Linked DNA regions of Homo sapiens: all the other regions are linked to region 1. Evidence: chromatin loops called from intact Hi-C (ENCODE). Cell type or tissue: adrenal gland. All regions are shown on one strand. Region 1 has its middle 34 kb from the start of ZNF202. Region 2 overlaps GRAMD1B (GRAM domain containing 1B). Region 3 overlaps GRAMD1B (GRAM domain containing 1B).

Region 1 (2,500 bases):
GGGTGGTAGAGACCCTGTCTCAAAAAAAAAAAAAAAAAGTATAAGAGGAAAGGTGCAGTATCATATCTCCCAGTGCTTAAAATATTGCCAGCCTAAGACACCTACTACTGGCCTTTATCAGAAGCGTATTGCCACCCCAGCCTATGTCCTCCAACAGTGTGACAGTGACTGGGAGGTCACGCCCATGTGAGCTCTAGCCTGTAACCTGGACAGAGACTTTACCCATGGGCACTACAATGTTTCTAAACCTGATCAAGCCAGGCACGGTGGCTCACACCTATAATCCAAGCACTTTGAGAGGCTGCGGTGGGAGGATCGCTTGAGCTCAGGAGTTCCAGGCCAGTCTAGGCAACATGGTGGGGACCCCATATCTACAAAATAATGTTGTTTTAATTAGCTGGGCATGGTGGCACATGCCTGTAGTCCTAGCTACTGAGGAAGCTGAGGTAGGAGGATTGCTTGAGCCTGGGGTTGAGGCTGCAGTAAGTTGTGATCACACCACTGCACTCCAGCCTGGGTGACAGAGCAAGACCCCGTCTCAAAAAACAAACAAATAAACCTGATCAATCCATTGTTACCATTTGTCTTGGTGGTGGATTGAGGAGCAGTGAGTAGAGGGAAGAAAGAGTTGAGAAGAGCAGTGAAGTTCGCCACCTCCTCCCCACCTCAGTACACTTTATGGAAAAGTATTTTCAACTAGGGCCATCTTGTTCTATGTGTAACCCTAATAGAAGCTGGGGTCTCACATGGCCTACCGTCTACAGCAGCTTATACTCAAAGGAAAATATACCAAAGTTCCAAATCCTTGAAAAATTATATATATATTTTTACTATAGGTTTTCTTAGAGCAGTCACACTTTAGGACACACACGTTTGGGTTTATAGTACCTGTGACAATGCCTGGTACAGAATAAATGCTCAATAATATATGTTGAATGATGAATGAGTGAGTGAACGAATGAACGAACAAACACCTATTTTAAGGCATTTATTATAATACTCCAGGCTGATTTTTTTGTTTCTTCCTTACTAGCCTATGAGCACCTTATATCTCTTGAATAAACTTCAGGACTAGAATATAGTAAGTACTTATTGTTTCATCTATGAATACAGCACCCAACTCTTGAAAATGTAAACAATTACTAAAGAATTTAGTTTAGTGAATTGTTTAGTAATTGTTTAGTAAAGAATTTAGTCATTGTGGAACTTTTTCTGTTCCACAAGTTTGCACTTTAAATTGAGTTTTTAAAAATGAAAGTACATATAGAAAATATTTTTAAAATCAAGTATGCAGAGGCAATTTGCAATATATACATATTTTTTAAATCGTACATAAGAGAAAGCTCACATGGAAAACAATGAATTATCCAGCCAGCTGGCTTTGCATCCTCCACATCTCATTCCCTGCAGACACCAGATGGCGACATTTTGCCATGATCTGCTGAGTCCTAGACGTTTGACAATGTATTCAACGAATGTATAACATGAGTCTTACGTTAGGCACTAAGAATTCGTAAATGAGTGACGCACAGACCTTGCATATCAAAGGGCTTATCATCTATTTGGAGAGTAGATAGATATACGGATAACTTAAAAGCACAATTAGTATGATACAAAATAATAGCTAACATTTTTGAGGTGCAAGGGACCTGAATAGGCACTTCACAAGTGAGGATATCGAAATGGACAAAAAGCGCAGGAAAAAGTAATCAACATTTTTAGTCATCAGGAACATGCAAATTGAAAGCTCAATGAGATACTACCCTATTGCCACTAGAATGACTAAATGAAAAGAATTCAGAAAACCCAGTGATGGTGAAGCAGCTGAGCAACTGGAAACCTTTCACACTGCTGGGAGGAATGTAAACTGTTACAAGCACTTGCACTGCTTGTACTACCAAGAACTGCTTGGTAGGATCTACTAAAGTTAACCTTACAAATACTCTATGCCCTAGCAATTTCACTGCTGGGTGTATATCAACGGAAATGAGTGCTTACATAAACCAAAGACATGGGTAAGTAGCTCATAGAAAATTATTTTTTTAACAGCAAAAAAAGGAAGCAACTCAAATGTCCATAAATAGTACAGTATATAAATAAATTGTGGTATGCAATAAGTGGAATGTTATACAGCAATGAAGACCAAAATGTTATTGCTACTTGCAGCAACATGAATGAATCTCACTAAAAATATAATATTGATTGAGAGAAGCCAGACTCTAAAGATCACATAATGTATGATTATATTCATGTGAAGTGGCCAGGTGTGGTGGCTCACACCTGAAATGCCAGCACTTTGGGAGGCCAAGGTGGGCGGATCACTTAACATCAGGAGTTCAAGACCAGCCTGGCCAACGTGGCAAAACCCTGTCTACTAAAAATACAAAAATGAGCTGGGTATGGTGGCACAGGCCTATGGTCCCAGCTACTCAGGAGGCTGAGGCATGAGAATCACTTGAACTTGGGAGGTGGTGGTTGCAGTGAGCCAAGGTCGTACCAC
Region 2 (2,500 bases), 130 kb after region 1:
GAGCTGCCGGCCCCAGCAGCCCCACAGTCTCCTTGTGCTTCCTCAAATGCAACCCAGGTCACGAGATCCCTGCTTTACAACGGAGAAACCATCTCCCAAGCTCCCAGCTCCTCGTCTCAATGCCGTGACCTTCGTGTAAGACGCTGGGAGGAAAGGGGGCAACAGGAACATGGGCTGACAGGGGGACCCCGGATGCCTGTGACTCCTCCTGCACGGGGCTCCCTCCTGCCCCAGGTAGACAGAAGCAGATGGTCCCTTTGCATGGGCTGGCACATCGGCGCTTGTGCCTTCCAAATCTATGTGGAACAAAGTGTGAGGGTCACACACAGCCTCAGGCAGGGAAGCCAGTCCTGTCTTTAACCTGATCTGTGATGCTCTTATATCTAATGTTTGCTCTTTTGTAAAGCGTGGGTAAGAACATGTACTAAAGAACTGAAAAGAAACGTGAAACATACCAAGGAGTAGGACTGTGCTGAGGCTCTGCCCTGAACCAGCAATCTCCAGGCAGCTTCTTACCTGCTGCCACTGAGGGGCCACAGGAAAAATGGGTCCCCCCTCCAGCCACGTCCAAAGCAGCCCCCGAGCCTGTCCACTGTGGGCAGGGGTCCCTGAACTCTGCCCAGAGGCACATTCAATCCCCGTGGTTCTGCATTCCCGGAAATGAGTCCCAAAGGCTCTGCCAGACGGGAAGGACCCAGACCCACAGGGGCAGGGAAGTCAGAGGAGCTGCCGGCCTCTGGGGGTGAGAAGGGGCGTCCCTCATCCTCTGGCTTTAGTTTGCTGTAGCGCCCCTACCTGGAGGACCAGGCCAGAGGGAAGGAAGGCACAGAACCAGGGAGCAGCAGTGGAGCCTTCTCTGACAGCTTATAAACACATGGATTTGGCCAAAGAGGAAGAAGGGAGTCAGGACAAAGACACAGCTGTTGGGGACATGCTCGTTTCTATCATTTTTCCTAGAAGGTCTGAAGAGCAAGCACTTAAAGGAATGCAAGGCCCCTGGAAACAGACCCAGGTTACTGGGAGGTGGTTTCCAGAAACATCTCCCACCGCGAAGGCTCCGGGAGTCTGGAAGATTAAGTAAGGTGCGGGGTGTGGAGGAGGTAGGGGGGCAGGGACTAGGAGAGCTCTACATTTAGTAGGAGTTAGAAATAAAAAACAATTCTTACTTTGATCAGGTTAAGTCTGTCATACTGGAAAGAAAACCACAAAAATTAGATTTGAAAAAAAAAAAAAAGGAAAGTCAAAGAAGGGTCAGTGCCACAGCGCCAGCGCGATGCCCGCACCGCGGTGGGGAGGTGTGCAGCAGGGCGGGAGGAGGCGCGCTTTGCCGCACCTGCTGCATAGCGCCCTCAGGGCAGGTGGGAGAGCGGCAGAACGGCCCCTCGCTCCCTCTGGTGGCCACAGGCTGTCACTACAGAGCGGAAGCTGGGCGGTAGCACAAACTCATTGGGAGGGAAGTGCTGGGGCCGGACTGCACCTAGGAGGGTCGGCCTGGACAGCACAATGATGGATCCAGAGGGGTCGGGCCTTAGCGATCACCTGGTGCCATGCCTACATAGTAGCAAATGAGGAAACTGAGGCCCAGAGAAGGGAAGAAAGACACCGTGCATGGGACCTGACCCCAGGGAGAAGCAGAGGCACTGGCCAGCTTGCCCAAAAAATATAAGGCATGGTGTCCTCTAGGGGTGGCCAGGAGACAGGGAGTGAGGTGGACCAGCTACAACAATATCAGTAAAAACAGCTATGAAATGGCTTGCTGGGAAGACATGTGATTAACCCCAGAAGATGTTCCACGGGGAGGGGCATGTCCCCATCCCGCTACCAGAACCTCCTCTTTTTGCCGCACCATCTACTTCAGGCCCTGGCCTTCAAAGAACCTAATTCCCCTACTGGTTCTTGTGTTCCTCTTCTGAAGTCTGTGTGTCCTGCACATGCACGTCCCAGGCCAATGCAATGGCTCCCAGCTCCACGTGGGATGCTACAGTGTCCCTCCTGGCACAAGCCCGTCCTCTTTTAACTCCATTGAAAGGATGGCAGGGCAAGTGTCGATGGCAATGATCAGTGGGAGAATGAGGTGGGGAAGTGGGTAACCAATGTCAGAAAACTCAGAATGTGTCTGCCAGGGATGGGCATGGCGTCCACCCAATCTCCCAGGGGAAAGGAGACCTGCACTCACCCCAGCACCTCCCTCCTCAGTTCCTATGAAAAGGCCCAGTTTGGCCCCTGATTCCTGCTCAGCTCTCAGTCCCTTCATTATGTCTCCTTTTAGCATCTCCAAAACCCCACTCAGAATTCTACCTGGTCCCTGACGCCTGTCCTGGCTGCCCCACTCAAATGATTTATCCTACCTCGGAGCTTACAGAACATCCCCAACTACTCAAGAGCCAGGCTTAGGGTGTACAGAATCTGGATGGAAAAGTGTGCAGGAGCAGGGAGTGGGGAGCCTGATGCCCCTGTCAGGCCATATCCACCCTCTTGCCAGCTGAGCCTCGAGCACCCA
Region 3 (2,500 bases), 200 kb after region 1:
CATACCTTTTCCAGAGCACTTGCCACCACCATCCCCTGAGAACCAGCTGGTTGATAACAAACCACCTACAACCTCAAGAGCTAGTTCACTAGAGGCTTTGCAAGGCCCTGGTGAAGACAGACAGCAGCGTTCCCACCAGAGAGCAAACTGCTTGCAGCAGTTTGGGATCCAAACACAGTTGCAGATGCCTGCTTTCATGGTCGCCACTGCCCACTGTCAAGGTAGTACAAGCACTTTGCACCACCTCATATTCAAAGGGGCTATTCAGATGTTTGTGGAAGGAAGGAAAAGAGAGAGGAAGCGGAGACAGAGGAGAGAATGGGTCCAGGGAGACCTGTTCTCTATAGTTTGCTCTCTCTGGCTCCTTTCTAAGAAAACTGAGAATTTGACAGATCTAAACTGATTAAAACAACAGATGTGTGTAATTTTCACCTTTGTGCAGACCAGGAGATGGAAGTCCAGAGAAGTTAAGTGACTCGGATCTGATCACACAGCCTGTAGGGCTGGGAGGAGCAGAAAACCAAGTTCTATGATTCCCAGAGACATGTTCTAACCACTGTAACACATTCCTGCCGGTTCAGGCTGGCAGCAGACTTGCCGCTTGGGCCTCCTCTCTCATTCTCTCCTCCATACACAACACAGGATACCCAACCTGCTCCAGAAGTCTGAGCCTTGTCCAGTCTTCCATCTCTGAGAGAAAGGAGACCCTGCCATCTGGCCAAAAAGCAAGGCTCCCAAATGAAGGGCTGAGATATTCTCGAAGGATTACATCTCTCCCTGCACACTGGAGCTGGGGTTGGGGCTGCACAGACTCAGCCTCCTTAGATGCCCCCATCTACTCCCAATGGCTCTAACTCCTTGTCTGGAAAAATACACAGGAAAGCAAATTTCAAATTGCAAGCAGGAGCCAGGAGAGATTTGAAAGCTATCTCAGGAGCGCCCTCTAGCGTGCCCACAGAGTTTGAGCAGCGCAGCACCCAGGCCCCATTCCCTGGAGGTGCCCGGGCCCGCACTGCCATTGGGGCATCCGGCGAGCAGTGGGCGGGGCCAGCGGCAGCATCTGCCACTCACATAAAAACTCCTCTCCAATCCCAAGGCCAACGTCTGCTGCAGGATGAGAGGCAGTCTCTGCTTTTAAGACTGTCCAGCCCGCACCAACCCCACCCATTCCTTATACAACAGGGAGAAGCAAAAGAGAAGCAAACAGAAGGTGAAAAGAAAGTGTGGAGGTTGCACAAATGGAATGCAGTGCAGAGAAGAAGCAGAGGAAGAAGACAGAGAGAGAGAGAGAGAGTGAAAAAGAGGCATAACTGAAAAAGGGACAGGATAAAGAGAAACAAAAAATAGGGCAAGGCTAAAGAAAACAACGGACATATAAGTGAGTGCAGATGAAAGCTACAGATACCTCCACCCCCCACCCTGCACCCCTCATCCACCCACTCCGACTTCCAAGCACACCAAGGTGGGGCATGTGCTTTGTAGGACCTGGCACCTCCTCGCCTCTCCTGAGGTCTTGGTGCTCACAACATTTCCCTCCACTCTGACACAGCCCCTGGATGCTCACGAGTGGCGGGCTGAGGGAGAGGAGGAGAGAGAAAAGTGAACCAAAGGCAGAACTCGCCAAGCGAAGCCACTTACGCACAGTGCGGCCGGCAGCATTTCCATCCTACCTTTGCTGTCGCCATGTCAGCCGGCTCCATGATCTCTGCTTGGCCTAAGGAGCAGCGGCACCATCCAGAGAGAAAAGGCAGAGTCACAAACGTCCACCCACGGAGAACAAACCACCCCTCTGGAAGGCTGGGGAAAATAAGACACCTATTTCCACTCTCTGGCCCCCTGGGACTTCCTCAGTTTCTGGGTAAGAGGTCAGAGTCTGGAGGTCCACAGCAAGCAGGGGGGCCCTGTCTCCTGTCTGTGTTCCACAGACTCCCAGGAGGCTGAGTCAGGGGGCACCTCCCCTGGCCTGGTACTTCTTCCCAGGAGCGAAGTGTGGGTCTTCCCAGGCTCCCCCTGTTGAGAGGGAGAGGGCACAAAGACGGAGGCCTGCCCTCCCATCACCCCGCCAACTGGTACCCACAGGTCAGGATGAGGGGGGCATGTGGGAAGAGGCCAGCTGGCAGGTAATGAGCAAGAGCCGGGGGGAGCAGGAAGGGAGAAGGTCAGCAGCTGGTGGCGGGCAGGCGGGTGTGAGAACCTCAAGAAGGTGCAGGCACTCAGCTGGAAGCAGAAAGGTGCTGTGCAAGGAAGTGCCGGAGCCACAAAGCCGGAGCCTGGCACGGCAAGGTGGAGAATGCAAAAGGAGAGAAATTCGCCCGGTGAAGCCACTCACCTTGCAATAACATTCAGACTGACTGAGGCCTACACAGGAGCCAGGAGCGGGCGGTTCACACCCCCCCACTCCACTCCCAGAGACTCACAGCCTCTGTCTAAAGGTACATGAGAGCAGCCGGCAGCCTGGCTGGATCTGCAGAGGCCCCTGGCTCTCTCCGAGCAGTCTGAT

Evidence for each region. Peaks named below come from ENCODE experiments on the same cell type or tissue, not always from the same donor. Only the 100,000 strongest peaks of a DNase experiment are listed, where the experiment ranks them.
Region 2: a loop joins it to region 1, with 6 times the contacts of the local background. A loop is called at or near these places in 88 of 110 quality-filtered maps.
Region 3: it touches region 1 in a loop (4-fold over the local background); 33 of 110 quality-filtered maps call a loop at or near these places.

What each region holds. Positions count from the first base shown.
Region 1 is chr11:123,706,714-123,709,213 of GRCh38, reverse strand. No RefSeq gene overlaps it. Among named protein-coding and RNA genes, the nearest start is that of ZNF202, 34 kb to the left of the region's middle. In adrenal gland, a CTCF peak has its summit at 1,411 (motif pointing right); no DNase peak of the experiment used is centred here.
Region 2 is chr11:123,579,636-123,582,135 of GRCh38, reverse strand. All of the region lies in intron 3 of GRAMD1B (GRAM domain containing 1B), which reads right to left. Among named protein-coding and RNA genes, the nearest start is that of SCN3B, 74 kb to the left of the region's middle. RefSeq lists an enhancer at 1,326-1,935. In adrenal gland, a CTCF peak has its summit at 1,404 (motif pointing left); a DNase peak (open chromatin) is centred at 1,376; H3K27ac peaks cover 1,558 bases.
Region 3 is chr11:123,509,867-123,512,366 of GRCh38, reverse strand. The region is part of intron 2 of GRAMD1B (GRAM domain containing 1B); the gene reads right to left. Among named protein-coding and RNA genes, the nearest start is that of GRAMD1B, 81 kb to the right of the region's middle. In adrenal gland, CTCF peaks have their summits at 743 and 947 (motif pointing left); DNase peaks (open chromatin) are centred at 976, 1,489 and 2,396; H3K27ac peaks cover 2,356 bases.